Linked DNA regions of Homo sapiens: all the other regions are linked to region 1. The links are chromatin loops, found by intact Hi-C in ENCODE. Cell type or tissue: Calu3. All regions are shown on one strand. Links, peaks and the distances in the headings refer to the core of each region. The heading gives the core; the rest is flanking DNA.

Evidence for each region. A loop is a pair of places that touch in the nucleus more often than their neighbours do. Peaks named below come from ENCODE experiments on the same cell type or tissue, not always from the same donor. Only the 100,000 strongest peaks of a DNase experiment are listed, where the experiment ranks them.
Region 2: a loop joins it to region 1, with 18 times the contacts of the local background. A loop is called at or near these places in 5 of 110 quality-filtered maps.
Region 3: a loop joins it to region 1, with 4 times the contacts of the local background. A loop is called at or near these places in 2 of 110 quality-filtered maps.
Region 4: a loop joins it to region 1, with 4 times the contacts of the local background. A loop is called at or near these places in 2 of 110 quality-filtered maps.

The regions. Positions count from the first base shown.
Region 1 is chr11:24,231,667-24,239,660 of GRCh38, forward strand. No RefSeq gene overlaps it. Among named protein-coding and RNA genes, the nearest start is that of LINC02686, 32 kb to the right of the region's middle. In Calu3, for the core only: no CTCF peak of the experiment used is centred there; a DNase peak (open chromatin) is centred at 3,645.
Region 2 is chr11:23,535,745-23,543,738 of GRCh38, forward strand. No RefSeq gene overlaps it. Among named protein-coding and RNA genes, the nearest start is that of MIR8054, 120 kb to the left of the region's middle. In Calu3, for the core only: a CTCF peak has its summit at 4,513 (motif pointing right); a DNase peak (open chromatin) is centred at 4,497.
Region 3 is chr11:23,834,533-23,842,526 of GRCh38, forward strand. No RefSeq gene overlaps it. Among named protein-coding and RNA genes, the nearest start is that of LINC02726, 110 kb to the left of the region's middle. In Calu3, for the core only: no CTCF peak of the experiment used is centred there; no DNase peak of the experiment used is centred there.
Region 4 is chr11:23,108,736-23,116,729 of GRCh38, forward strand. All of the region lies in intron 4 of LINC02718 (long intergenic non-protein coding RNA 2718), which reads left to right. Among named protein-coding and RNA genes, the nearest start is that of CCDC179, 250 kb to the left of the region's middle. In Calu3, for the core only: a CTCF peak has its summit at 5,065 (motif pointing right); DNase peaks (open chromatin) are centred at 4,436 and 5,066.

The DNA.
Region 1 (7,994 bases), core at 1,284-6,283:
AAATCACACTGATGCTGGCTTCATTAAATGAATTAAGGAGGAGCCCCTCCTCCTCAGTTTCTTTTTGGAATTGTAAAATAAGATGGGTATCAATTCTTGTAGAATTTGACTGTGAATCTACCTGATCCTGAGCTTTTTGCGGTTGGTTCTTTATTACTGATTTAATTGTGGAAGTTGATGTTGATCTAGTCAGTGTTTCAATCTCTTCCCGATTCAATCTTGGGAGATGATGCGCTTCCAGTAATTTATCTATTTAATGCAAATGTTTTGATTTGGGGGCATAGAGTTGTTCATAGTAGTCTCTAAGGATCTTTTACATTTCTGTGGAATTAGCTGTAATATCACCTTTGTTGTTTCTGCTTATTTGAATTTTCTCTTTGTTAATCTCACTAGGGGTCTATCAATCTTATTTATTTTTTGAAGAACAAAGTCTTTCATTGGTCCATTTAATGTATTTTTGTATCTCAATTTCATTAAGTTATTGTCTAATTTTAGTTTTTTTTCTTCTACTTGCTTTGGGATTGGTTTGTTCTTTTATCCAAATTTCTTTAGATGCAAAGTTAGATTGTTAATTCGACATCTTTCTAGCTTCAAGATGAAGTCATTTAGGGCCATAAACTTTCCTCCTAACACTTACTTTAGCTGCATCCCAGAGATTTTGATGGTTGTGTTGCTATTTTCATTACTTTCAAATAATTTTTTATTTGTGCCTTTATTTTGATATTCGCCAAGGAATTATTCAGTAGTAAGTTGTTTAATTTCCATATATTTGTGTAGTTCTGAGAGATCTTCTTGGTATTGATTTCTATTTTTATTACACTGTGGTCTAAGAATGTGCTTGGTATAATTTTGATTCTTTTGAATTTATTGAATCTTGCTTTATGACCAAGCACATGGTCAATCTTAGAATATGTTCCATGTGCTTATGAGAAGAATGTATATACTGTAGGTGTTTGGCGGAATGTTATGTAGATGACTATTAGGTTCAATTTATTATGTGTTGAGTTTAAGTCCAGAGTCTCTTTGTTAGTTTTTACCTCAATGATGTGCCTAACATTGTCAGTGGAATGTTAAAGTCTCTCACCATTATTGTGTAGTTGTCTGAGTCTTTTTGTAGGCCAAGAAGAAGTTGTTTTAGTAATGTGGCTGCTCTAATGTTGGGTGCATATATATTTAGTATAGTTAAGGCTTCTTGTTGGGCTTGCAACAAGAATCCTTTATCATTATGTACTAATCTTCATTGTGTTTTTAAAATTTTCATTAGCTTTTAGCCTGTTTTATCTGATATAAGAATAGTTACCCTGCACATTTTTGTTTTCCATTTGCGTAATAGATTTTACTCCACCCATTTACTTGGAGCTTGTTCATGTCATTCCATATGAGATGGGTCTCTTGAAGGTAACAGATGGTTTGGTCATGTCTTTTTATCTAGCCTGCCACTCTATGGCTTTTAAGTGGGGAATTTAGCCCATTTATTTTAAAAGTTATTGTTGATACGTGCAGTTTCATTCCACTCATCATGTTGTTAGCTGGTTGTTACATAGACATGATTGTGTAACTGCTTTATAGTGCCTGTGGGGTATGTGCTTAAGTGTGCCTTTGTGGTCACAGGTGTCATTCTTTCAAATCCACATTTAGCACTCCATTAAGGACCTCATGTAAGGCTGGTCTAGTTGAAATGTATTGCCTCAGCATTTCCTTGTCTGAGAAGGATTTTATTTCTCCTTCACTTATGAAGCTTAGTTTGGCAGGTTATAAAATTTTTGGTTGGAATTTCTTTTTTAAGAACACTAAAAATAGGCCCCAGATCACTTCTGCCTTGTAAGGTATCTGCTGGGAGGTCTTCTGCTAGCCTGATGGGGTTCTCTCTGTATGTGACCTGCCCCCTTCTCTCTAGCTGCCTTTAAGATTCTTTTTTTGCGTTGACTTTGATGGAACTGATGACTATGTGCCTTGGAGTCATTTTGTATAGCATTTGGCTGGGATTCTCTGTATTTCTTTAATTTGCATGTTTACCTCTCTAGCAAGATTGGGGTAATTTTCATGAACTATATTCTCAAGTATATTTTTCAAGTTGCTTATTCTTTTTTCATTACTGTCAGGAATGGTGATGAGTCATAAATTTGGTTTCTTTATGTAATCCCATATTTCTTGGAGGTTTTGCTAATGTTTCTTAATTCTTTTTTTTGTCTGACTATGTTGCATTGAAAAATTGGTCTTTGAGCTCTGCGATTCTTTTCTCAGCTTGTTCTATTCTGTTGTTAATATTTCTGATTGTATTATGAAATTTTTGTAGTGAATATTTTACCTCAAAAGTTCAATTTGAGTCTTTCTTAAAATGAGTGTTTTGTCTTTCAGCTTTCAATAACTGTACAGAATTGCTTGGCTTACTTAGATTGAGTTTCAACTTTCTCCTTCATCTCAATGGGCTTTTTGCCATCCAGATTCTGAATTACATGTCTGTCATTTTCAGACAATTCAGACTAGTTAAAAAAGCATTGTTTGGGGAGCTACTGAGCTCCGTCAGAGGTAAAGGGACGTTCTGGCTTTTTGAGTTGCCAGAGTTTTTGTGCTGATTCTTTCTTATCTGGGATGGCTTGTGTACCTTAGATTGTGGTATAAATTGAGTATAGTCAGTTGGCTTCATTTCTAGAAGTTTTCAGAGACCAAAGGCTCTGTTCAGAGTCTTTGTTGTTGAATTCTTGCTCCTGGTTTCTCAGAGGGGCAAATTAGCCCTGCTTTTTGTGTAATTTGGGCTACGATCCAGTGGATGGTGGTTGAGAGCAATGGGCTATAGCTAGACTGGTAGCCAAGAGGTTCTTTTGTTTATCTTCCTCTTTGCAGCTGTGTTCTGTGGTACAAAGGGGAGATAGGTGACCTGTTAAGTAGGTTTGTTCATGGACCTTGTGGAACCCACCTGAAATCACTGGCACTGTTCCCATGATTTATTGTCCTTGTTAGGTCTTTTGGGCCATGGGTCCCATGGGAAGAGGTCTGGTAGGGAGATAGGCCACAATCTTACTATACTAACCCCATGAAGGGAGGCATGCCAGGATCCCACACCAGCCTGTGAAGCTGTGCAATTCAGCCTTTTCAGTTTTCTGAGTGTGAGATCCTCATCCATTTCAGTGAGGAGCCAGATCCTAGCTCAGCACTCCTGAGCCACAGGCCACAGCCCTGGGGTTCCTCCTTCAGCTGCAAAGAGTTGGGTTCCCCGTGCAGTGGGAGATGCAAATGCATTGAGGTGTAGCAAAGCACCCAGGCTGGGAAGCAGAGGCTGTAGTGTGTAAATGCTCCTAAGGGGTGGATGTACTGTGTACATGCTCGTAAGGCAGGATCCCTAAGAGGGGCTGCAATGAGAGAGCCAATGATGTACTGTGTACATGCTCCTAAGGGGAGGCCAGGCAGGATCCCTAAGAGGGGCTGGTGGGCAGGCAGTCCTGCAGGACAGATGCCCAGTCCCATGGGGAAACAGGCTAGCTTTTTCCCTATGGTTAGCTGGGCCCAGAGACTCTCAGAATGAGAGGAGAAGTACTGGGGTGTGGACACTTACGGCTGTGTTTCACTAGAGCTGACCTGCACTCAAAGGTCCCTGGCTCTGTGCCTGCTGCAGCTCCACCTCTGTCTAATCTCTTGGGAATTCCCTCTGCCAGCTCATACATCCATGGGACTATGAGGCCCCCTGCAGCTAGGATCCCAGAGGCCCTACAGTGAGAGTGAGCAGTCCCCCAAACCCTTCACTCACCCCTTCTCCAAGTGCTTTCTGGAGCCAAGAACTGGCTGTAGGATTCAGGCACCGATTCTAAATTTTATATGTGCATACAGATTTTCCAGAAGACCTGAAACAGTGAAAAAGAGCAAAATTGAAGAACTGGCACCTGATTTCAAGATTTAATAAAAACATAAAAAAATCAAGGCTCTGTTAATGGTATAAAGATAGACCTATCAATCTATAGAGAAAAAAATAGACTCCAAACCTAGACTCACATATACATGGTCAAATAATTTCCAACAAAGGTACCTAGGTAACTTAATGGGAAACAGAACATCTTTTTCACAAATTATGTTGAAATAATAATCTTAATGGCAAAAATTAGAACTGTAAAATGTCTAGAGGAAAAAAATAGAAAATTTTTATGGCATTGGCGAAAGCAAAGACTTCTTAGATGGGGCCACTGACACAGAGATCATAAACTGAAAGCAAAAAAAATGCATAAATCCTGCCTTATTAAAATAAAAAACTCTTACAGAAACACTGTGAGGAAACAAAAATGACAATTCAGTTTAGAAGAAAATATTTACAAAATATATATCCGACATGGATTTTCTATACAGAATATCTGTATGTGTATATATATATATATACACACACACATATATATTAAACATATATACACACATATATATTAAACATATATGTGTATGTGTATGTATATATATATATATATGTTTTACCACTCAGTAAGGCATGCCAAACATATGAAAAACAAACATAGACAAACAACCAAATTAAAAATGTGCAAAATATGTGAACAGACCCTCTGCAAATTAGGATATATGAATGAACAGTTAGCATATAAGCACATATTCTAAATCAGTAGTTATCAGAAAAATGCAAATTCAAACTGACTGGAAATTTCTAGTGTTTATCAAAACTTGGAGCAACTGCAATTATCATACATCATTGGTGAGAATATAAGATAATATCATTAGCTTCTTAAAATTTTAAGATATATCTACACCACAATCTAGGCTTTCCAGCTATTCTTAGCTATTTACCAAGAGAAATGAGAACATATCTATCTATCTATATATCTATATAAATATATAAATAAAGACATGTATTAATGTTCTTTACAGTTTTATTTACAATAGCCCAAAGCTAGAAATTACTCAGATGTCCATCAAAAGGTGAATGGTAAATTCAACTTGGTTTGTTCATACAATTGTCTACTACTCAACAATAGAACGGAAAGACAATACTGATACAAAAACACAGATGAACCTCAAAATAATGATGCAATATGAAAGAAGTCACACCTAAAAGAATATATACTATATATTTTCACTTACATAAATTTTAAAAAATGAAAAATATTATAATTTATGGTGACAAAATGCAGATTAGTGGTTTCTTGAGGCTGTAATGGGGAAACAACTGGATTTCAAAGTGGAATGAGGAATCTTTTGTAGATGATGCAATTGTAGTGTATCTTGATTGTAGTGGTAGTTTCATGAGTATATACAAATGTCAAAATTCATCATGTCATGTACCTTAAGTGGATGTAATTCCTTATATGTAATTTTTATAAAAAAACTTGTTTAACTCTCAATGAAATTTTTTATTTTCAATTCAGCCAAATTATTTTTGTAATAACAAAGATATTTTGGAAGTGTCTACTTTGAAATGATAAGATATGTCATTACTTGGCATTATCAAGGTCTAATCTATTTAGAATTAAACTTCATGTTATTAGTAGAAAGACTAATACTCTGCTCAAATGGTTTACTGTATCACACATAAACACAAAACAAAAATCTCTCAAGCACCTTCCTAAATAATAGTCTAACAACAAAAAATTGTATTATATAAATATAGTGTGTTACACTGAAATAACACTATTAAATTTGCTGTACTCTTAATATCTATGCAATTATAATTATCATACTAGGGTTGCTAAAGTTAATAAATACTTGTTAACTGCTAAAGGCAATTTTTCAACATTCTGCCTGACAGTACCCTGTAGCTATGGCAGTACAGATTTTGCAGCATTAAAACCTCTGCTATAAAGAGCAGCTGAGCATGTCATTTCACTAATAATTAATTTTTTTCCTTCATTTTCAGAATCTTTTAGGTTGAAGAAACATTTGCTAATAAATTCATGACACCATAGGTAGAAATATTTTTGGATGTTTAGTTATCATACTGACATCCTTTTACACTTTATCTAAATAACTCCATGTATAATGTCTTATGTCTCTAGGAGATCTACGTTTTAAAAACATAATTTTTCTCAGAGTAAGAAAGTCAATTCTTGATTTTTATAATTTTTTTAAGTAGTACTGATTACCTTCTAAACTATTCACTACTTTTAAAGAAATAATTTCTGAATTTTCTCCTAACTTCTTCCAATAGTTTAAATGTGAGAACTGTCAATATTTAATTAATTCATTCACCTTATAACTTTTTCGTTTACTGTTCTCCTGTGTCATCTCACAATTTATAATGATAATAGAAATAATTACACACGTTACAATAATTACACATATTTTAACTTTATATCCATGTTTTTGTTTGAGTTAATTTATTAAATTTTGTACATAATATTCAGTTCAATTTAAAGAGATTTAAGACACAGTTTATGCTGCAAAGTATTCTGCTAAGGAGAAACCAAGACAAAATTATATATGCAAAAGATATATTGGGGGAAATATTTTTGAAGATAAGGGAGGAAAGCTCAAAAACACAAGAGGAGCCTTCAGACCATCGTATATATCTGACAATTTTGAAGAAGAAAGAAAAGGAAGAAAAACTGAATAGAAAGGATCACAGTCTGCTCCACAGTTCTAAGAAAGTTTGGCCAGGCAAATGGATAGTGCTTGAGTCAGAGTTACATGTCAAAAGTATCCTACATTTGCAGGAATGTCCAGAATTGGTATCGCTAATACGCTCAGTCCTTGAAGGATGATCCTGGCACAAATGCCATTCTTAATTTACATGGGAATCTTTTGGAGCTCTCAGTCAATGAAACTACTCAAGTAGATCTAAAGAGTGCATTTTCATGACCACTGTTTTTATCCCTTGAACTACATAGATTATCTCCATATATTCTAGAGCAAAGTTCCCAGATGATTTCTGTTGGCCTCTTAGGGGGAAACTTGGAAAAGGGAGAGGAGAAAGTAATGGGGCAAATAGCTTTCATCACTGCTATTGCTCTTAAGGTACAAATTATTCTCATTTTCTCAAATCAATGGATTCTAGATCTAAAAATTGGAAAAAGCCCATAATTGTGCACTGGAGCTATCATCCTCAAAGTCTCCTGTTTTATCATTCTTCTCTTTTTCTCGTTGTAGATATTAAGTATGACCTTAGCTGGCTGCTCATTTATTTTGCCCCTAGGGAGGACATGCTCTATTAATCATTTCCACAATTTCTTGCAGATCAAGGCCCCTGAGCTTCTTCTTAACATTGCTGATAATTGAGGCCTCCAGGCTTCTGGCCTTTAAGCACTTCCATGTGACCTCTATTACATGGGGTCCCACAATTTCACTGGATATAAATGAGCCCAACTATGAGCCACCTCTCCTGCTGTGAGCACTGGTCTACACTTGAGAGTTACCACTAAACATTCTTTTTTTTTTTTTTTTTTTTGATGCTGATCCTCCTTCAACAGAGCACTCCTGATGGCTTCAGTGAAGCGTGTGTTCTTTGAACTCTTTAATGGAATATACTACTCTGGTGCATCTTCTCTTCTTGCATAATGTACTCATTCCAGCATGATCACTCAGCCTCTTCATTTCTCCTTTTAGAGTATGCCCGGGTGATTCAGGCACTACTTCACTCATTGTTGGCCAGTTCTCCAGGCTTTTAAGATGCACTCAAGGAAAAATATTTCTCTATTCCTTGAGGTTTTGCCAGGATGTTTAAATCCTGTATGCTGAGACATGCACAAAAGTCAATGGATTCTGGCTATTTCTGGCCCACTTAATTAAACACCCACAAAATCCAAACCTGGGATACTTTCCTGGTTCTGCCAAAGCATGCAAACTAATTTCTTCAGTTCCTTTGTCGTATATTGTATTTCTTCTCTAATTACAGCCAGCCTGCTCCTGGCCAGGGTATGCTGGGACTTTGCCCAGATCATCCTGGTTGCAGGGGGTGGGGAGACCTGGGCAGCTTCTGAGGGAGACATCTGTTACTTTTCAGTGGAGAGATTTCTGCAGAGGGGTCTCTCAGCAGAGAGTGGCACTAGTGATTATTAGGGAAGGGTTGC
Region 2 (7,994 bases), core at 2,013-7,012, 700 kb before region 1:
TTTTCAGTTCTTTGAGAAATCTTCATACTGTTTTTCATAAAGGTTATACAAATTTACCTTCTTATCAACAATGTATAAGCATTTCCTTTTCTCCACATCCTAGCCAACATCTGTCATTTTTTGACTTTTTAATAATAGCCATTCTGACTGGTGTATGATGGTGGTTTTAATTTGCATTTATCTGGTGATTACTAATGATGGGCATTATTTATGTTTGCTGGCTGCTTGTATATCTCCTTTTGAAAAATGTCTGTTCATGTCTTTTGTCTATTTTTTAATGGGGATATTTGCTTTTTTTTCTTGGGTTGTTTGAATTCCTTGTAGATTCTGGATATTAGCCCTTGGTCAAATGCATAGTTTACATATATATTTTCCCATTCTGTAGGTTGTCTGTTTACTCTGATGATTGTTTCTTTTGCTGTGCAGAAGCTCTTTAACTTAATTAAGTCTAATTTGTCCATTTTTGTTTTTGTTGCATGTGATTTTGAGGACTTGGTCATAAATTCTCTGCCTAGGCCAATATCCAGAAAAATTTCTCCTAGGTTTTTCTTTAGGATTTGTATAGTTTCAGGTCTTACATTTAAGTTTTTAATTCATTTTGATTTAATTTTTATGTATGGTGAGAGATGTGGGTCCAGTTTTATTCTTTTGCATATGGCTATACATTTTTTTTCCAACACCATTTATTGAACAGGGTGTTCTGTCCCCATTGTATCTTTTCAGTCACTTTGTCAAATATCAGTTGGTTGTGGGTATGTGGCTTTATTTCTGGGTTATCTATTCTACTTCTTTGATTTATGTATCTATTCTTATAACAATATCATGCAGTTTTGGCTACTATAGTTCTGTAGTATAATTTGAAGTCAGGTAACATGATGTCTCTAGCTTTGTACTTTTTGCTTGTAATTGCATTGGCTATTCAGGCTCTTTTTTGATTCCATATGAATTTCAGAATTGGATTTTCTAATTCTTTGAAAAATGACATTGGTAATTTGTTACACATTTCATTGAATCTGTAGATTGCTTTGGGCAGTATGGTCATTTTAATTATATCAATTCTTCCAATCCATGAGCATCAGACGTTTTTCCATTTGTGTCACTTACAATTCCTTTCATTAGTGTCTTCTATTTCTCCTGGCAGAGGTATTTTACTTCCTTGGTTAAAAGTACTCTTAGGTATTTCATTTTTTATAGACATTATAAATGATATTGAATTCTGGGTTTGGTTCTCAGCTAGATTGTTATTGGTACACAGAAATGTTACTGATTTCTTGTACCTTGATTTTGTACGCTGAAACTTTACATCAAGTCTAGGCATCTTTTTGTAGGAGTATTTAGTGTTTTCTAGGTATTGCATCATATTATCGGCAAACAGATAATTTGACTTCCTCTTTTCCAATGTGGAAGCTTTTTATTTATTTTTCTTGCCTTATTGCTCTATTTAGGACTTCCAGTTCTAAATTGAGTAGGGGTAATAAAAATGGTCATCTTTGTTTTGTTCCAGGACTTACGGGGAATCCTTTAATCCTTTGGCACTTAGCGGTCCCAAACACCTGGCTGCCAAACAGTAGTGGTCCATGGCCGATTAGGAACCCAGCCACACAGCAGGAGATGAGCAGTGGGCAAGCAAGCATTACCTCCTGAGCTCAGCCTCTTGTCAGATCAGTATTGGCATTAGATTCTCATAGGAGCGTGAATCCTGTTGTAAATTGCACATGAGAGGGATCTAGTTTGTGCACTCCTTATGAGAATCTAACTACTGCCTGATGATCTGAGCTGGAACAGTTTTATCCCAAAACCATTCCCCACTCTCTGCACAGTCGGTAGAAAAATTGTCTTTCATGAAATCTGTCCCCAGTTCCAAAAAGGTTGGGAGTTGCTGCTTTAAACTATTCCTCACTGAAAATGATGTTGGCTAAGGGTTTGTCATATATGGCTTTTCTTATTTTGAGTTATGATCTTTGGATGGTTGTTTATTGAGGGTTTTTATTAGGAAGGAATGTTGTATGTTATCAAATGCTTTTTCCACATCTATTGAGATGATTATAATGTTTTTACTTTTAATTCTGTTTACCTGGTGAATCACATTTATTGATTCTCATGTGTTGAAACATCCCTGCACCCCAGGAATAAAACCCACTTAATCATAGTGCATTATCTTTGTGATGTGATGCTGCATTCAGTTTGCTAGTATTTTGTTGAGGGTTTTTGCATCTCTGTTCATCAAAAATACTGTCCTGTAGTTTTCTTCTTTTTGTTGTTGTATCCTTACCTGGCTTTGGAATCAGAGTAATACTCCTTCTTAGAATGAGCTAGAGAGGATTCCTTCCTCCTTGATCTTTTTTGGAAAAGTTTCAGTGATAATGATATAGTTCTTTGCATGTCTGGAAGCATTCAGCTATAAGTCCATTTGGTCCTGGGATTTTTAGTGTCAGGAAATGTTTTATTACTGATTCAGTTTCATTACTTGCTATTGGTCTGTTCAAGATTTCTACTTCTTCCTTGTTAAATTTTGGGAGGTTGTATGTTTTCAAGAATTTATCCATTCTTCTAGGTTTCCTAGTTCGTGTAGGTAAATATGCTCGTAGTGGTATATAATAATCTTTTGTATTTCTGTGGTATTAGTCATAATGTCACTCTTATTCTTTCTGCTTGTGCTTATTTGAATCTCTTTTTTTTCTTGGTTAATCTAGCTAGTAGTCTGTCATTTTTATCTTTTCAAAAAACCATCTTTTTATTTTATTGATTCTTAGTATTGTTTTTGGTCCCAGTTTCATTTAGTTCAGCTTTGATCTTTGTTATAATTTTTCTTCTGCTAGCTTTGGGTTTTGTTTGTTTTTCTTTTTCTAGTTCCTTAAAGTGCAAAGTAAGGTTAATTTGAGATTTTTCTATGTTTTTAAAATATATCTTCCTCTTAGCACTGCCTTTGCTGTTTCCCAGAGATTTTGGTATGCCATGTGTTTATTTTCATTTATTTTAACAATTTTTAATTTCTACCTTGATTTCACTGTTTATTTAAAGATTATTCAGGGTAAGTTATTTAATTTCTGTGTATTTATATAGTTTTGAGAGTTAATCTTAGTATTGATTTTTTTTTATTCCGTTGTGTCCTGAGAACATGCCTGATATAATTTTGACTTTTTAAAAATTTATTGAGACTTGCCTTGTGGCCTAATATATGGGAAAATTTTAAGAATGTTTCATGTACAGATGAGAAAAACGTGTATTCTGTAGTTGCAGGGCAGGATGTTCTGTGAATGTCTGTTAGGTCTATTTATTCTGGAATACAACTTAAATCTGGGGTTCTTTTGTTAATTTTCTGCCTCAGTGATCTGTCTAGTGCTGTCAGTGCAGTATTGAAATATCCCACAATTACTGTATCGTCTTATACATCTTTTCTTAGGTCTATTAGTATTTGTTTTATGAATCTGAGTGCTCTGGTGTTGAGTGCATACACATCTAGAATTGTCACAACTTCTTGAATTGATTTCTTCATCATTATGTAATAATCTTTGTCATTTTTTACTGTAATTTTTAATTGACTTACAATCTGTTTTATCTGATATAAGTATACCTGCTTTCTTTTGGGTTTTCTTTGCATGGCTTGTATTTTCAATTTTGTGTTTTCAGTTTTCTCTTGGATCTCATTGAGCTTTCTTATAATCCATATTTTGAATTATTTATCTGTCATTTCAGAATTTTCCTTTTGGTTAGGGTACATTGCTAGAGAGCTAGTGTGCTTTTTAGGGGTGTGGAAATCTGTTTTGTTTTTGTTTTTTTGTATTGATTCCTTCTCATCTGAAGAAGCTGTTACTTCTTATTTTTCAATTTACTCCCATTTGTTTTTCTTTTATTTTATGTTTGAGACAGGGTCTTGCTCTGTCACGCAGGCTGGAGTGCAGTAGCACGATCGTGGCATGACCGTGGCTCACCACAGCCTCGACCTCTTGGGCCCAAGTGACCCTCCCACCTCACCCTCCCAAGTAGCTGGGACCACAGGCATGTGCCACCACCATCATCTAATTTTTGTATTTTTTGTAGAGACAGGGTTTTGTCCTGTTGCCCAGTCTGGTCTTCAACTCCTGGGCTAAAGCAATTTGTCCTCCTCAGCCTCCCAGAGTGCTAGGATTACACATGTAAGCCACCACACCCAGCCAATTTACTCTCATTTGGATGGTAGTTTTTTATTTTCCTCCTTGAAGGTGACTGTAACCTATGTTGTATATGATCATTTAGCTTTGGTTCTGGGTGCTTTCAGCAGGCAAAAGCACTGTATATACTTCCTTGGTTATAGATAGCTTTTCTGTTGAGTGGTGGCTTTCTCAGATGCCGATTATAGTAGTAATGTAGTGGACATATGCTCAGGCGCGCTATCTTCTGTGGCGCTGGGAGTACAGAGGTCTCAGGAAGACTGATTATCTTGTTTCCGAGTTCTATTCCCTTCTGTTGGCAGGTTTTTAAATTTGGTTCTGCAGTTCAATCTTCTTTCCAGTAGATGGCACTTGTGAGTAAGAGCTGGCACACCCTTGGATACCCCAGTGAAGAGTGGAAGCACCTGTCCTGACAGGGGTGCTAGGGAGAGCTCGGGTGAGATGTGCTGAAATCTCTCCTGGGGCGGGGGGGGGCGGTGTGAAGCGAGGCTGGGGGTGCACTAGCTCTTTGCCCTGGGCAGACAGGAAGGTGGCTTGATCCACCATTGCTAAGAAGGGCTGGAGACTGTGAGTCAAATGAAAAGCATGAGAAAGAATGTGTGCATCCTCTAGAGGCAAAGACTGGCTCCCTGGCTGACAACCAGGTAGGAAACAGGAACCTTCCAACAGCAGGGAACTGAATTTGACTAATAGCCTATATGAGGTTAGAAGCAGATTTATCCCCAGAGCTTCCAGAAAGGATTGCAGACTACTGATTCCTTGGTTTTGGCATTGTAAAATTCTGAACTGTGCACCCTTTTAATCTATGCTACATCCAGATTTTGATCTACAGAACTGTGTGATAATAAGTTTTAAGTGTTGTGATAGTGTTGTTTTAAGACACTACATGTGAGGTAATCTGTTATAGTAGCAACTGGCAACTAACCCTCTAGCATCAGAAACCTTACTGATGTTTTCAGAGTACATCTTCCTTTTTCTAGCTTTCTTTGCTTTTCTTAGCTCTCTTTTCTCTGTTTGCAATTATTTCTCTCTTTTCTTTAGATGAGAAACTCATTTTTATGTTTTCCAGCAAATATGTTCTATAACCTCTTTAACGGCAAGACTGGGTGAGTTTTTACGGGTGAGTTTTTACATCTGATGCTTTCCTAGCATGCTAGCAGCATCACTATTACTGCAAATTAGTGCAGTGGTTGAAACAAGGGCTCTAAAGTTAAATGAATTAGAAGTTATTTCCCAGCTCTACCCTTCACTAGTTGTGTAACAAAATGTTAATTCTTAAAATAGACCTTCCCATATTAAATTGAAATTACCTTTTACTGAATTCTATTCTAGACTAAGAATTCTGAGTGCAGGTATCATGATTTTTTTTTTTTTTTTTTTTTTTTTTTTTTTTGAGACAGGGTCTCACTCTGTCACCCAGGCTGGAGTGCAGTGGTGTGATCTCTGCTCACTGCAACCTCTGCCTCCCAGGCTGAAGCCATCCTCTCACCTCAGCCCACAAGTAGTTAGGAGTACAGGCATGAGCCACCATGCCCCAGCTACTTTTTGTATTTTCTGTAGAGACAGGGTTTTACCATGTTGCCCAAGCTGGTCTCTAACTCCTGAGTTCAAGCGATTCACCCGCCTCAGCCTTCCCAAGTGCCACATTACATGCCTGAGCCATGATGGCTTGCCAAGGGATCATGATTTACTCTTGTGTCTTCAGGTTTAGACATACTGCCTGGTACCTAGTAACTACTTAATATCTGTTTACTGTCATGCCTCTGAGCCCAAGCTAAGCCATCATATCCCCTGTGACATGCACCTATACATCCAGATGGCCTGAAGCAACTGAAGATCCACAAAAGAAGTGAAAATAGCGTTAACTGATGACATTCCACAATTGTGATTTGTTTCTGCCCCACCCTAACTGATCAATGTACTTTGTAATCTCCCCCACCCTTAAGAATGTTCTTTGTAATCTCCCCCACTCTTAAGAAGGTTCTTTGTAATTCTCCCCACCCTTGAGAATGTACTTGGTGAAACCCACCCCCTGCCTGCAAAACATTGCTCCTACTTCCACCGCCTATCCCAAAACTTATAAGAACTAATGATAATCCCACCACCCTTTGCTGACTCTCTTTTCGGACTCCGCCCACCTGCACCTAGGTGAAATAAACAGCCTTGTTGCTCACACAAAGCCTGTTTGGTGGTCTCTTCACTCGGACATGCATGACATTTACCAAATGAAGCTTATATGTCAATGTGCTTTACCACTTATAAAGAATATTTATGAATATTATCTTAATTGGGGGTTCCAATAAACTCATTCAGCTTTATATCAAATATCTGTATACGTGTATTTTATAGATGAGGAAACCAAGGCAAGGGGTTAAATGTCCAAGTTAATATACAAGAGAGCAGTTTTCACTCTGAAAGATTCTAGTCCAAAGTCTATGTTACATGTACTCTGTCACAACATATTCTTAGCATGGAAATTCTCCCTTGTATAGTAGACTTCCTCATTAGCTTTAAACATCAGACCTGGATATAAGGCTTGTTGTCATTTGCATCATGGGATTTAAATTATGCACCATATAATTCTACTGGAGACATAAGAGGCATGGTGAATAACCCTACATCAGTGCTTGAGCACACCTTACACCTCCCAAATTAAAGTGGACAACTTGATTGGAATTAAGCACTGTACTCATATGGGTCTTCCTTTGTAAAATGACTGTCCAGAGAATAAAAAGATTATTTGTGAAGAACAATAATTCGTTGACTTTATACTGTCCTATCAAGTATCCTGAGAGTTGCTCACAAGTGAACCAGAATGAATAAAAGTAATTAAAGCAGTTACTGATAAGTATCAGGTCATTTCCTGTTATAAAGTTTGAATATACTCGATGAGCAATGAGGGTGTATTTTTGCCTCTTTCTTGGGAAATACCAAGCAAACGGCAATTGGCTTATTTTATTTCAAATGTTTCTGCTGTGAACAAAGAATACTTTTGACCTGTATTTCCTTTCAACTGTTGTGTATCTTGATCTTATCCATCCTTCGAAACCAATACAGCTTCTTTCTCTATAACCTTCCCTAATTATAATGTGAGCAACTAGGTTGAACTGTGCAAAAATGCTGACAACTGTTTTTGACTTAAAAATAATAATTTGTTTTAATTTAATATACTTGCTGTGAACACACCACCTATTATCTTCTTTACTCTTCTGAGATTCAAGGGATTTGAAAATACTTTAGAAAGCCATTAAGTAATGATACAAAAAGCTCTAAATTAAACTACATACAGAAAGTTACCTACATGTATGTTTGCGTGGATGTTTGTATACACATATATTTATTTATACATAGTCTACACAATCTAGTAAAAAACTATTTTTTTAAAAAGAAGGGAAATAATACTAGTGTTAATTTAATGCTTCTTAAGTAAGTGTTTAACCCTTACTTGTTAGGGGCTTTAGCCACGTTTTTAATTTTAGCTATAATCTTTGAAAGTTATGTATCATTGCATCAACTTTAGAACCAAAACAGATTCAGAAAACTTAAATAGCTAGGTAAAATCCATACAGGTTATAATGAGTAGAGCTAATTTTTAGGTCCAATTCATCTGTACCCAGAACTCTTCCAAGTGTGATCTTCCACACGCTTTTTTTCTTCTCTCTTGTTGCCGATAAACAACATATCTTTGGAAGATGAAAGAAACACTTCAGGGAAGAAACCTAGATTTTTAAAACATGCTGGATAAAGAGTTCCCACTGCTTAGGAATGCATAATCCTGACTTTACATGAATAAAAAGATAAACTTCTATTATATTAAGCTATTGAGATTTAGAGGTCTATCTC
Region 3 (7,994 bases), core at 935-5,934, 400 kb before region 1:
ACATTTATTGGTTAAGTTAGCCATCTTTTTTTGTTTGTTTTTTGAGATGGAGTTTTGCTCTTGTTGTCCAGGCTGGAGTGCAATGGCATAATCTCGGCTCACCGCAACCTCTGCCTCCCGGGTTCAAGCTATTCTCCTGTCTCAGCCTCCTGAGTAGCTGAGATTACAGGCATGCACCACCACACCTGGCTAATTTTGCTTTGTTGTTGTTGTTGTTGTTGTTAGTAGAGACAAGGTTTCTCCATGTTGGTCAGGCTGGTCTCCAACTCTCGACCTCAGGTGATCTGCCCGCCTCAGCCTCCTAAAGTGCTGGGATTACATCCATGAGCCACTGCGCCTAGCCAAGTTAACCATTTTATACAACATGACTCATGGTGCCCCAAAACAATTATAATAATAACATCAAAGATCACTAATCACAGATCATCAGAACAGATATAGTAAAGAGAAAATTTGAAATATTGCAAGAATTGTCAAAATATGACACAGAGACACGAGGTGAGCACACAATGTTTGAATAATTATACCAGTGGACTTGCTGGATGCAGGGTTGCCACGAATCTTCAGGTTTTAAAAAACACAATGATATGTGAAGCACAATAAAGTGGAGAGCAATATAATGAGATATGCATGGATTTAATATGTGGCAGTGTTGTGCCTTTTCAAGATTTTTCAGGGAGATTTTTTATATATATATGTATATATATATATATATATATATATATATATATATATATATATATATAAATTCTGAATGAACTCAAGAAATAAATCCAAATGATCCAATATAAAGATAACAAAAATAATAAGAAGATACTAAGATACAATGTTTTCTCATTTGATATTTAACTGTCCCAACTTCATATTATTGTAATGTCATATTATGCCAACATTTTGTTGATTGAATATCACTTCCACAGGAATCTACTGGTGAGAAACAAAATGAACAACACTTTAAATATGTGGCTTTTGTTATTTAACTTTTAAAATGTTATTTTCTAACTTCAGAACTGTTATTAATATGCTGTTTTGTTTTATATATTTTATATCAAGGATCATGTTTCCCATTATTATTATCTGCTATTATTTCTGAGAAGTTGCTATATTGAAGTCTTATTACCATTTACAGTTATCAATTGCAGCTTTGTTCTTCCAGACAAATTCTTAAACAAACAAAAAAGAATTCTATTTTTATATCACCTATTTCTTCTTTAGTACCCCATGGTTGAAGCACTGTGAATTCCCTTTACTTTCTTTACTGTAATAAAGCAAATTGCTTTAAGGTCACTTCCCAAACTAAATAGCCTCACTTTCTTTGACGTTTATTAAGGTTTCATCTCGTTATTTTATCTTTTTGTTTTCTACATTTTGTGTCATCCTCCTTCTTCCTCTGAGAATCCATGTTTGGGTATGCTATCTTCTTGGTACAAGTCCCGTAGTTTCATTCATCTCCTCTAAGATTATGACCTCTAATTCTGTATCCCTGACCTAAACTCTTACTGATCTCCAAATCTATGTTCATTCCTGATTCAAGGCCCTCTCTGTTTAAACGCATGTCAGCTCCAATTCGCTGTGCACAGAGATGAAAACAACTTGCTTTTGTAAGCCCATGATACTTTTCCTTTTCTATTTTTATTAATAGCATTGCCATTCTGTACTTATGCAGACATTGAACTTGATAGATTTTACCCTTTCATCCCTCTTACCCACTCTGAAACCAAATCATTTTATAGTATACATTACCATTCAACTTTATAAGCTCCTGTTTAATTTGATTTTTGCCACCATCTTTGCTTCTCCTTATCTGGACAGTTGACATGATAAAAATAATCATTCAGTCTCCTGGCTCTTTTTCTCTTTTTCTCCTGGCTCTTTTCTCCGACTATTGGCCACTACCTCCAATAGTATATGATACAGGGTTTACTGAATGTACTGACTCTGAAATTTGTCTTAATCTTTGTAGTACCTTCCCTTCCACCCATTAGTAACAGTTTTCATACATTTATTTACATGAATATTGTTCGAATTCCTGCTAAATATAAATATGAATTGTGTCAACATATGGTTTTAGACACTTTAGTTTTCTTTGTATTGCTACTCTAACAAATTACCATGAATTTAGCAACTTAAAACAATGCACATTTTCTAACTCACATTTCTGAATGGTTTCTCTGCCCCAAGTTTCACAATGGCAAAACCAAAGTGTGGGCCTGCCATGCTCTTATGGGAAGACTGTTAGAATCTGCTTGCAAACTTATTCAGATTGTCACCTAACTTTCTTCTTTGTAGCTATAAGACTGAAGTCCCCATTTCCTTGCTGATTATCATTCTCAGCTTCTAGAGGCCTCCTGCATTTCTTATTTGGAGGCCCCTCTATCTCCAAAGCTAGCACTGTGGGCCAAGTTAACTTTATACATCTTACTGACCTCCTCTTCTGCCTCGTGTCTCCTGCCTCCTCCTCTGTTGCATCGCTTTCCTCTTTCCTGCCAGGAAGTGTTTTCTGCATTTCATGATCCAAGTGATTAGATTGGGCCCACTCAGATAATCAGAATAACATTCATATTTTAGGATCCACAACCTTAAAGCCATCTGTAAAATGTGCAGATCTTTGGAGTAGGAACATTTTTCTGCCTACCACAGACATATTCAGTTATATAGAGCAATTTTAGGATGAAAGATTAATTTTGTAATCTAACCCATAAATGAAAACTTCAGAATCACTAGGAAAGAATGCACCATAGCAAAAGAAGTCAGCAACTGTTCATCAGTATATTATATATTGCAGTGGAGAAATCTTTTCAAGGGCTCTGTAAACTCTGGTGATTGAACATGTAAGTTCTTTGGGAATAAAATAAAATAAAAATAATAAAAGCACTAATAAAATCCTCTGGAGCAGAAATTTGTGTAAATGAGAAATTTTTTCTTCTCTAACACTTCTTTAAATACTAGAAGAAATTAATTTTCATTTATTTATGATACTTTCATAAGGATCCAAATGGCATTTCAGCACACCAGAAACCTCCAAGAGTATCTTCTGGGCTACAACTGCTGGCCAAGAAGGATCTGTTTTTCACTTTGCAAAAAACTTTCCCTATGTCAATGGCGGACAATATTTGTTTTCCTTTTTAAAATTAAGGAGAAAAAAATATATAGAAAGTACAAACTTAACTTGATGTCTTGCCATATCTGATCCTAATAAATCTTTATATTCAGCAAACAAAATGCACTGCCTTAACTCCTCCCATAGGAGTGTGACATATTGATGGACAGAGTCAGACTCTGCAGAAGAGTCATGTTCATAGAAATAGCAAAGCCTGGCTGGGTAAGTATTCCTATTTCCAGGCTCCCGAATTGCTGTGTTGGGGCAGTCTGACTTTCTATACCAAGAACATTTCTTGCCTATACCATTAGAGAGACAATTTTATTTTGAGGATTACTCTCTCTATAAACCTTGACTCAATCACAGGTCCTTGGAACATTTCACAGGTCTGAATAGATCTCTCATAACCACATAGGTAACTTGGAATGAGTTTTACTTAAAAATATTTATGTGAGGATTAAATTTCCAATTTTGTACTGCCTCTCGGCTGGTTCCCAGTTGGATTCTCCAGACGTAATCTTTTTATCCCTAAAGTTCCCATAACTTAGACATGATTTATTCAAAAAGCACAAAGGCCTTGAAGGCTGGATTTTTTTTTTAAAGTTACTTGTATGTTTTTGTTGAAATATTTTTAATTTCTGCACTATTTTGGTCATGACCCATGAATATTCATGGGTGCATTCTCCCAGGACATGTATATTTTCTACAGATAACCGTAATTATAAGCAAAATACATTCCTTGCAGCCTTTTACAACATATAGTTCAAGTCCCAAGTGGCATTTCCTATGTTTTGGGTGACAGTCCACATGGACCATTGTATGCCCCCTCTCTTCAGAAATAAGATTAACTCTGCTTTAAAGAACCCAGAATGTTAAAGACATCCTTAATCTTCACCTCTTATATCCATCCTTTTACATATTTTTTGTTTATGGTGACTACCTTATTTCAGTCCAGGGTTTTTTAGGATTTTCTGGAGAACTATGTAATTTTCCATCCATTTTAAATCTTAATCTCAGTGTTTAATAATTTGTCTTCCATTTTATGGCTATAATGCTTTATTTGAATAATTTCTTAATCTAACTATTGTAAACATTTTCTAGGCTCAATGTCTTTACAGGCATTTCATAAAAATAAATTAATACTTTATTAAGATATATTATCAGAAATCGTGGAGTAAAATAATACACTCAATTTTTCATCTTTTAGTACACATTGCTAAATGATTCTCCAGAAATATTTTTAAAAGCTTCATTCTCACCAACCTGGTAGAGAAATTTAATTTTTTATGAACTATTACATGCAATATTTATCATAACTATATTTTGTATTTTGTTTGTACCTAATTTCTTGTTTTATTTTTAGATGTTACAAGCAGTGGGAATTTTATAAATGTTCAAATTATTTTTATAGAGAAATAAAGAGATACAGATTTTTGTTTACTGCAGGAGATTCTGTGACCTTAGCTTTAATACATTCCATATATACATATATATGTATTCTAATAAAAATAAAATAAAAAGTCTAAACAGTAAAAAGCATATATAAAAGTTAAAAGGTAATTTTCTACAAAAAATAAATTTTGTTTTTAGTGTATTTGAACTTGTTTCATTGTTAAGGGCAGTAACAATAAATTATAGAAATAATTTTTTAAGATTTTTTTATTTTATGTTGTACTTTATTTCAGTTAACATACGACTATGCTAAGTCCTTTAACTCAGTTATGTCAAAAGGGACCTTAATTGTAAAGAAAAACAATGGTACTTTATTAAGTATATTCAAATGATTAGAAGTCTAAGTATACTTGATTACAGTTACCTGGAGCACCTGAACTAGGGATTTGGGAAATGGCAGTCGTGCTATGTTTTCAAATAACGATATCACTATTATGTCTTTTCTCCATTATTGTTTCTGGAATAATTAGAGGCACAGTGGCTGTTTTGGATTATGATCTAGAAATGAATTGAGAGTGCTAAATTGCAAATTATTGTTAAACATTCAGGGACTAGAGGTCATAATCTTAGATGGAAGGTATTTAAAAGGGCATTTTAAAAGATAATAGCATAAAAATTGATAAAGTGGCAGATGCAATATTAGACTTTCAAAGGCAGATCATGAGAAAATGAGTGCAGAGACAAGTGACCCCTTGCTAACTGTGTGTGCCGTGCGTGAAATCTCAAGAGGAAACATATATATAGTTTGCAATGTCAAGATTCATTGTTTGAAATTTAGTGACTAGTGCTAGCTTTTCGAAATGACTTTTTTCCCTTGTAACTTTTTAAAATTTCTTTCATTTATTTTCTTAGAAGCCTCAGAGGCTGACTTTTGAATCTGTAATTTTTCAGTGTTCCTTAGTTGTCAGGCACCCTCTCATTTAGTTCTTCTATGATATAACCATTAGGAAGATAGTCTAGTTAGAAATTATATCCAAGTTTGGAAGACTAAATGGTTTGCTCACATTCAAATATAGGAGAAGTAGAACTGAGATTTTAGCAACAATTTGTTGGGTTCAAAAGTCCACATTCATTTTGCCAAGTCATAAAGGCAAATGTACAAGAACTTGTTATAACTACTTAAGGTTTCTATTCAGACTTCAGGTTGAGTAGCTCATGTCAAGATGAGAATGATAAATCCATTAATACCAAAAACATACTATTGCTAAAGGGGTATTTTATCTTTGCAGGACAATTACTTATTTACTTTTGGTTAGGTAATGGCATATATCAAAACAAATTATTTCAGTCATCAAAATTAAGTCCAAGCATAATTTTTTAAAAACTTGCATTTTTTAAAAAATTATAAGTGCATAACAGGTGCTTTTATTTACGGGGTACATGTAATACCTTCATGCAGACATACAGTAGGTAATAATAACATCAGGGTAATGGAGGTATTCATTATCTCAAGCATTTATCATTTCATTGTGTTAGAAACATTCCAATTTCACTCTTATTTATTTTAAAATATACAATAAGTTATGGTTGACTATAGAGACCTTGTGCTATCAAATACAAGATTTTATTCATTTAATCTATATTTTTGCATTCATTAACCATCCCAAGTTCCCCTGGCCCAATACCATTCTCAGCCTCTGGTAGCCATCATTCTATTATCTATCTCCAGTTCAATTGTTTTAATTATTAATTTCCACGTATGAGTGAGAACATATACAATTTTTCTTTCTGTGCCTGCTTTATTTTATTTAACATAATGTTCTCCAGTTTCATCCATGTTGGATGGATTTTGTATTCTACAACTTTACTGAATTAGTTTACTAGTACTAATAGTTTTTTGGCGAAGTCACTACGTTTTTCCAAATATAAAATCATATCATCTGCAAACAAGTGTAATATGATTTCTACCTTTCCAATTTGGATGCTCCTTCCTTCCTTCCTTCCTTCCTTCATTCCTTCTCTCTCTCTTTATTTATTTATTTATTTATTTATTTATTTATTTATTTATTTATTTATTTTTCTTTCTTTTTCTAAATTGCTCTAGCAAGAACTCCCAGTACTATAATAAACGACAATGTTGAATGTGGGCATCTTTCTTTTCTTCCAGATCTTAAAGGAAAGTCTTTTTTCTCATTCAATATGATACTAGCTGTGGATATGTTATAGACTGATTTTCTTGTGTTGAGGTATGTTCCTTTTATACCCAGTTTTTAGAGCTTTTATCACAAAAGGATGTTGAATTTTACTGAATGTTTCTCCAGCATCAATTGAAATAATTGGATGTTTTTTGTCCTTCATTCTCTATATGCCAGTATATATGCATATTCTGCATATGGATTCCAGTTTTCCCAGCATCATTAACTGAAAAGACTACCCTTTCCCCAGTGTATGTTTTTGGCATCTTTGTTGAAAATGAGTTCACTGTAGACATGTAAATTTGTTCCTGGGCTCTCTATTTTGTTCCATTGGTCTATATGTCTATGGTATATCACATTGATTGATTCGTGTGTGTTGAACCATCTTTGCATCCCTGGGATGAATCCCACTTGGTCATAATAAACAATCTTTTTAATGTGTTTTAATTGGTTTGCTGAGAATTTTGTTGAGATTTTTTGCATCTATTTTCATCAGATATATTGGCCTTAACTTTCTTTTTCTGTTGTGTCTTTGTCTGATTTTAGTTTGGGGATAATACTGACCTTATAGAATGAGTTTGGAAGTATTTTATCCTCAATTTTTTGGAATAGTTTGAATAGGATTGGTATTAATTCTTCTTTAAAGATTTGGTGAACTTTAGCAGTGAAGCCATCAGGTCCTTGGCTTTTCTTTAACAGGAGTCTTTTCATTATGGCCTTAATATCATTGCTTGTTATTGGTGTATGTACATTTTGAATTTCTTTATGATTCAATCTTGGTATGTTGTATGTGTCAAAGACTTTGTTCATTTCTTCTAGGTTTTTCCCTTTTTTCCACAAGTAGTTGCCTACAGTAATCTCTAATAAATCTTTAAATTTCTGTGGTCCGTGGTAATGTCTCCTTTTTCACCTCTGATGTTATTTATTTAGGTCTTCTCTGTTTTTATCTTAGTCTGGCTAAAGGAATTTCAATTTTTTTTCAAAAAAACAACTTTTCATTTTATTGACTTTTTGGTTTCTTTTTTTTTTTTTTTTTTTTTTTTTGAGACAGAGTCTCGCTCTGTTGCCCAGGCTGGAGTGCAGTGGCACGATCTTGGCTCACTGCAAGCTCCGCCTCCTGGATTCACACCATTCTCCTGCCTCAGCCTCCCAAGTAGCTGGGACTACAGGCGTCCACCACCGCACCCGGCTAATTTTCTGTATTTTTAGTAGAGATGGGGTTTCACTGTGGTCTCGATCTCCTGACCTCGTGATCCACCCGTCTCTGCCTCCCAAAGTGCTGGGATTACAGGCATGAGCCACTGCGC
Region 4 (7,994 bases), core at 2,065-7,064, 1.1 Mb before region 1:
GATCAAGCTACTACCTTCTTACTTTCTCTGAAGCTAGGCCAGGATTCAAGACATATTTTACTCACTCTCTCTAAGCAGTCTGTATAAACAGAAACAGAAAATAGTCTAAATGGAAACATAACAGCAAAGAATATGGAAGAATCTAAACATCAGCAAAGTGTTAACTGATGGGGCAGATTTAGACTTTCAAATAAGAATATTAATCATAGTAGCTAACATTGATTATCTTTGTGGATAGAACCTTTTTAAGTCTTTGTATTCTACCCTTGATTGGGTTATATAAAGGCATAAGCCACCATTATAATACAAGAACTGGAGAACTGGAGAAGTGGAGAAAAAAAGGGAGGTATCTCAGAAATAAAAACTGTTGTTCAAATTAAAAATAAAAGGACAGAATGGACTGTGAGGAAATGTAGATTTGGTCTTAGAAGATCTTGTTAAAGAGTGAAACCAGAAGGCACCAAAGATAGAGAAGGAGGTTGGAGATGGAAGTTTGTGAACCAATGAGGATGCATCCAATAGTTCCAACATCAAACTAGGAGGAGATTCAGAGGAGCATATGTGACATATAAATGGTCAATACAATGAGTAATCTAGAAGTGAAGAATGAATTTTTTTAATGAAAATAATCCACTCTTCCTTAGGGAAGATATACTAAAAGACAAACTAGGAAATTTAGATACAGTGGCAAAGAGTAATTTTACCAAAAATAAAAACAATCTAGAAAATTTAGGTGTAGTGGCAAACACTAACTGTACCAAAAATAAAAACAAAATCAAAGAATTTTCTAGGAAAACATAAAAATAGGGTACTGGAGGAAGACGGCAATGAGACGACATCTTCAGGCAGAAGTAATGCAAACAGGTAGGGAAAATATTTATAGTCTTAAATTCATTTGTTAATAAAAAAAGATTAAAAAATCAGTAAACTATGCTGTCAAGTTAGGAAATAAACCTATTCGAGGTATAAGAAGGGATTAATAGAGAAAAAGTAGAAACTAATGTAATAAAAATGAAAGAATAGAGTTAACAAAAGAAGAAACCTTAACAATAATAAAATAATAATAAATAAACTTTCTGTTATGACAAAAAAGAGATATGGAACAAATAAACAATGTTAGAAATAAAAGTATGGAATAAGTACAGATACCAAGAAGACTAATTGTAAGAAAATAATGTGGACAACTTACCCTATTTTGTTTCTGGGAAATACACGACAAAAAAAAAATAGCTCTAGAATCAAATAAGTGGAATAAAAGTGGAACCAAATTGTAATGTCCTGAGACACTGAAATATTAGATGAAGACCTGCCAGCCCAGAACACTTTCCTTCCGATAATCCAGATTTCAAATTAAGCATTATTTCCTTTGAGACTTTCTTGACCATCCTAAGGAAATAAGTTGCCCAGTCTTAGTTCATTACCTACTTAATTTTCTCATAGCTTTTATCAGTGCTTGGTAATTTGTTACGTTGTTATGTTATGTTTTGACCTGATAGTAGCTACTAAGTTGTCTAATTAACTGACTGATTTATTAATTGCCTTTTATTTTCTGATTTCTTTATTATTCTTTTTGTTGTTTTCCTTTCTCACTTCTTACCATTTGTTTGATTAATTTTTTTACTTTGCTCTTATTTTTCCTACTGAATTCCAAGTTAATCAGATATGACATTTCACCCAGTCACAATTTTAAGGGATGAATTTTTAACAAACTTTCAAGAAACAGAGCTTCCATCTTACACTTACTCTTTCAGCATTGGAAAAAGAAGAGATGAGTTTCCCTTCTCATCTGGCATGATGCTTTCTTTATCTTGATTGAATGGAGCTCAGAATCATCCCATAATGTAAAGCTCAGTAAAGCTCAGTAAAATCAGTAAAATTTCAAATGGGCATCACATGAGGTTGTTATAAATAGATGAATCCCACTCTAAATAACAGCATCTGCACATACACAAAAAGGAGTAAGTTCTGGTGAATGCCAGCGTGGAACACAAGATCAGATAGTTGTGAATGTACAGAAAAACTGTAAAATGTTCAAAGAAAAGTATTGTTAGAGACCAGAAGCCACCGTAAGATGCAGCCATAGGCAGCAGGAAGGCAAGTCATCCAGAGCTGGATTGGTGAGGTATATTTAAAGTTCAGGGCTGAAAGGACACCTAAGTGGTGGACAAGACCACCACGGTTGAAACAACAACAGAACACTGACCTAGGGTGGGAAATATTGAAATGGCATCAGTTTTCTGCCTTGAGACTCTGAAACTCAGGCCGTTTGCCCTGAGACTGCCACGTGGTTCAAGGTGTTATTTTATTAATCATTAATTAATGAATTTTCTGAAAGCACAAGTCAATTAGGTCAGTACTGAAAAAGAATTCTATAAATCATGAATGCTGCAATCCTTCAAAGCCCTTTTCTTATATAGCCAGGGCAGTCACTATACCACTTAAAAATGAAATTTTTGTCATCAGATTATTTATTCACATTCTTTTCCCTTTTCTAAAGTTAGTGATTTTCATAGCCAACTTGATTCCTAGGCATAGTTCAATATATCTAGCTTCTTAGACCAAAGGCACATTTTTAATATACAGAAGAATGGAGTGGCTCTCAGTCTTGTTGTAGACATAAGCATACTCTAAGTAGGTGTTTTTTGCATTTAATTTTGGATTTTTGCATAAAAGAAGGACGATATGCTGTAACTTTGAGATAGGTAACTTAGTATGCTTTCTTGACTTTGAATAAGTGGCAGCTGTGAAAATGAGCTGTCTAACTGCTGGGAGAGTAATTGACTTAGGGTCCCAGAGGCTGTACTCTGAATCCACCAACACCCAGTTCATGTCAAGATCATACTTCCAACAGGCTGCTCCCAGGCAGTGGCTGAGTGTAGGCAGGAGACTGCAGCAGGACTGTTTCTGGGGGGTTATTTTCACTGAAGGACTCAGTGATATACTTGATGAAATTTCTTAGAACCGCACTGCAGGGTAAGATGTTTCTACACAACCTCCCTTCCCTCCCTCTCTCTCCCACATGGATCAAATATGCATTGATTGCTTCCTGTGGCTCCCTTCTCATTTACACTCACAGGCAGTGCCCTAATAAATCTCTTGCACGTGTAATGATGTCCTGGTATCTGCCTCTCAGAGGACCCAGAATAACAACAGATTCTAAAATTGCTTTAAAAATATCTTTCAACCTTGTCTTTGGTAATATTTCTGGAAAAGTTTCATCTTGCTTTTTCTTCTTGTAATAAATTGTGAGGTAAAATCACCTTAGTGTTTGAAAACCTCAAAAATAAAACTTGGTACAATAATTCCTTTGATGTACTACACATATCAGTATGTTCTGCTTTTCTGGGCTAGAGCTGAACTAGTACTTCTTTTTACTGATTGGGGAAACCAATATCAGAAACCAACAAACACCTTAAAAAGTGTATGTAAGAACTGTAATTCTTTTTTAAAGTTGTGATGGATCCATTTCAATATCACATGGCTTCCCATATATACGGAGAAAACATACATATTGGAAACCTTGGCATGTACATATTTCTAAAAAATATAAAAATATTCCCTGAGAACTGCGTGAGTTCATTTAGATCACTGAATTAAGGGCTGAGTTTAAAACATTGTTTCAGATGTTAGAAATACACATCACTCCCTAAAAGCATCTAGGTGCCCAGCGTGTTTGTTCCTGCTTTGCAGATATTTACCGTACTTTAACAGAGTTGAGGGTACTTTGCTTTAGTTGGGTCCCTCAGGAGAAACCACTTGAACAAAAATCAGAGTGTTTTCGGCTTCTCAGCTTGACTCTGCCACAGCAGCATGTATGGTTTTTCACTAGCTGTTGATTCTCAATGCCTCCTTTTGGGCTTCTCCATTTCCCCTGCTTCATTTACACAGAAGGAGTAGAAGAGAAAGGACTCTAATAGCAAATGCCTGAGAAATTCTTGAGCGTTCTGTGTTCCCAGAGGAGCATGGTCCAGCTTTTACTCCAGTTTCCTCACATTTCTCTTTGAAAATTCTACAAAACACAACAAAAGATGTTTTAAATATTTCTACAGGACTAATACAAATAATAAAACAATCTATACCTTCAGGCAGAGAAAACCCACAAATTCACCCTATTCCCAATTAAAAAACAAAAAAAGTGCCTAAGTGGGAGGTAGGGGTAGGAGATCCTTCACAGCCCCAGCATTAGAGTGGAAGTCACAACTGTGGAGCAGATCAGTAGCGGATCAGAAGGACTGCCGTACCGAGAAGTGAAAGAAATACAGACACAGCATGAGCAGTGACAGAACTCAGAAACCCAAGCAAATAGAATGCACTGCAAGAGGGGAGAGCACCATTGTAAGGGACATGGATGTGCTTTGGTCAAGAATTAGGCCTAGGCAGACATCCAGGCCTGTGTGACTCAGCGGGGTTAGGGTGCAGGTGCATACTCCACTTGTTATATAACCTGTTTGTGTAAGCTCAAACTTGGCTCTGAGCCACTATTGTCTGCAGAAGGTGTAACTGCCCTGCTGACACTACGGGCTGTTAGGTATGGCTTGACATGGTGCTGGCACCCAGAGAAAGAGAGAGAGAGAGAACCAGAGCTGTCTGTCTTGCAGAAGGATATATAGGGGAGCCACAGCATGGCTCGTGCTGGTGCCCAGAAAGGGAAATAATTAAGCTGCTGACCCTGAAGGCAAGGGAGAGCCAAATGTGCAGCTGCAGGTGTGGGGTGGCAGGAGCCACAGAGCTGCAGCAGACAGCCCAGATAAAGGTGGACAGTGTTAGAGGGCCAGTGTGAGTAAGCCGCTGATGAGAAACGGCCCCCCTGGAGCGTTCTTTCAGCTATCCATCCACTCCCCTTGGACCTCAGCTAGGGCTAGACCCTAACCCTGGGTGTGGCATTTGGCATAATCGTGGACCTGGACCTAACAACCACGAGTGGAAAACTGCTATGGCGAAGTTTGAGAATGAAATGATCAGGACAGGAGAACTGGGAAAGCAAAAGGAAATGACAGGGAAATTTGGACTAAAGCACTAACTTTAATTAAATAAACTGCCGGAGACATAACAGAAGAGGGAGCCCTTGAGCTGAGAAACCCAGACAGCTTCTGTAAACTCTTCCTCTCCTGTGCTGGTAGCTGTCACTTCTCACCTGCCAGGTGAGATAGCTGGTCCAGGAGAAATTTACTAATAAGGAATGGAAGTAGAGGCAGAGTGGAGAGGGCAGGGATGAAAACAAAGAAATGAAACATCTTCGTATGCCTGTCTATATCATTTTGACCCAAAGATCCCATAAGTGTATTATGCATAAAACCAACATTTCTTGAAATTAAATACAAAGGGAAACAAAGTAAACCCAATCATACATCAATTTGTAAAGTAACTACACAAGGAATGGGACTTCACAGAATAGACTTCTTACTGTACATCCTTACTTAACAGCATTAAAAGCACAAAAACAAAACAACTAAAAAGAAGTATCAATTTTATGTAGTAATTAATAGTAGTATGATTCATAATTATTTTATTTTATTTTATTTATTTATTTTTTTGTGATAGGGTCTCACTCTGTTGTTGCCCAGGCTGGAGTGCAGTGGCGAGAACACGACTCACTGTAGCCTCGACCTTCCTAGCTCAGGTGATTATCCAACCTCAGCCTCCTGAGTAGCTGGTAATACAGGTGCACACCACCATGCACAAATGATTTTTGTATTTTTTGTAGAGACAGCGTTTTTTCACGTTAATCAGGCTAGTCTCAAGCTCCTGGGCTCAAGTGATCCATCCACTTCAGCCTCCCAAATTTCTGGGATTATAGGTATGAGCTACCATGCTGGCCATAAATGTTATGTTGAGACTATGTCCTTCATATATTGAGGGTTAACACAAGATCTTAAGGTCTGTGGAAGAAAAACAAAAGGGCACTTTATTTTCTAAAAAATAACAGTCTACAGATCAGGGAGATGTGTAGCCTCCAATGTAAAGGGAAAGCATGTTCTGGAGAAAAAGAGCAGGTCTGACTTAAATAAAGGAAGTTCATGACCCAACCCTCAAACAGGTCAGTTTATGCAAATGAAGAAATCAGGCCAAGTGCAGTGGCTGATGTCAGGTATCTCAGCACTTTAGGAGGCTGAGGCAGGAGAATTGCTTAAGGTCAGGAGTTTGAGAGCAGCCTGAGCAACATAGCAAGATCCCTCTCTGCAAAAAATAACAAAAATTAGCAGGGCATGTTAGTGTGCACCTGTGGTCCCAGCTACCCTGGAGGCTGAAGTGGGAGAATCATTGAGCTCAAGAGTTAGAGGTTATAGTGAGCTATGATCATGCCACTGCATTCCAGTCTGGAGGACAGAGTATATGCCCAGTCTGTTTAAAGAAAAAAATCAAATTTGGTCCTAATTGGGTAGTTTCCAAGCCCAAACTAGAAGTCTCTGTTGGATGACCCTTTTAGGCTACTGCTAGGAGAAGTTTTCCAACTACAGTGTCTCTATTTTAGCTCAGAAGTACAAACAGTATGTTAGGTAAGAATCGTATATTTTAATGCAGTTCATCTAAAAGCTATACATGTTCACCTTGTGCCCTTCTGCCAGATCTAGTCATTTCGAGCTATTCAACTGTGAATAGGATTGGGAAAAGTAATAGTCTGTGCTTCCAGGAAAAAGAGAAGAAAAGTATTGATGATTACTAATGTCTACTACACTGATATCAAAGTTTCCTATTAATAAAAATGTAGGTATAAGCATTTAATTGGGCACTCTTTGATGTATTTGGTAGGTTACATGATAAAATATGGGGGTGTGGTCCAGGCATAGATATATATTCTAAAGCTATCCAGGTGAGTATAATGTATAGCTATGTTTAAGAACCACAGAGAGTAAAGCCTGTTACAGTTTCTAACAAAGATAATTCAATATGCCCAAATTAAATCTGCAGACAAGTAATTTCATATGCTATTATTTAAAGTAATAAATTTAGAAAACTAATAATAAAACAAAAAAAGCAGAAATGTTAAATAATAATAATAATAAAATAATTTTATGTGTAGCAAGTATTTATGAATGAAAGAGCCAAATAAGCTTAGAAAGAGAGGAGAAACAAAAAAAAAACTATTTTAGACTAACAACACTCATTTTTTTTGTTTTCAAGGATCTTTTAAAATTCTTACAAAGGATTAAGAGTTTTGGTAAGCCTTCATTTATTTATATGGGTTATTTCTATCTATATTTACTACATTAGAAATAAAAACTGTTAAATATTAAAATGTGTATTTGCTAATTCATTTGAAAAGAATAGTAAACCAAGTACCTATTAACATAAGCAACATATTTTTATGAAAATTACTAAAATTTCCAAAACCAAAGAAAACATTAATGAGAAGAGTGACAATGTTTTACAGTTTTGCAAATACTTTCAGTGTCTGATTTTATAGGCTGGATTCTCATACCTTTTCCTGCATCCATCTTTTCAATATTACATACCCTTTCCATAGCTTCTGAAAAATGCCACCATACACTTGAAAGACTATGAGAGCAGAAAAGGACAAATAATATATTAGCATTACTTTGAAAATGCTTTTGGCATTATGAGTCTGCAGAAAATATTGCAGAAACCCCTAGGAGTCTCCAGACGATCCACTGAGAAATATCTGTGAGTTGTTGTACACATATTTCAGCTTCTGAGTTCAAATGATTATATCCTGCACCTAGCTGTGATAATGCTAGGAAATGGTAATATCAATATTATGTTCTTTATATTCTCTGACAAATCTCTGGAGAACACATAGTCTCTCTTACAGGTTATGTACAGTTAGCAGTAAGTAATATTGTTAGACCACTCCAAAGGCCATTTTCACTGGCAATATTTACTAGACAAAATGGCCACTCCAGCCTGTGTATCATGGCTAATTAAGATGACTGAGAGCACTGGCTGTTCTGTCTTGATTAGACCCTGAGGAAGATATAGTCTTTGAGGGATTTTATTATCCCACAATGTAAGAAAGCTCTCCAGAGATTTTACCT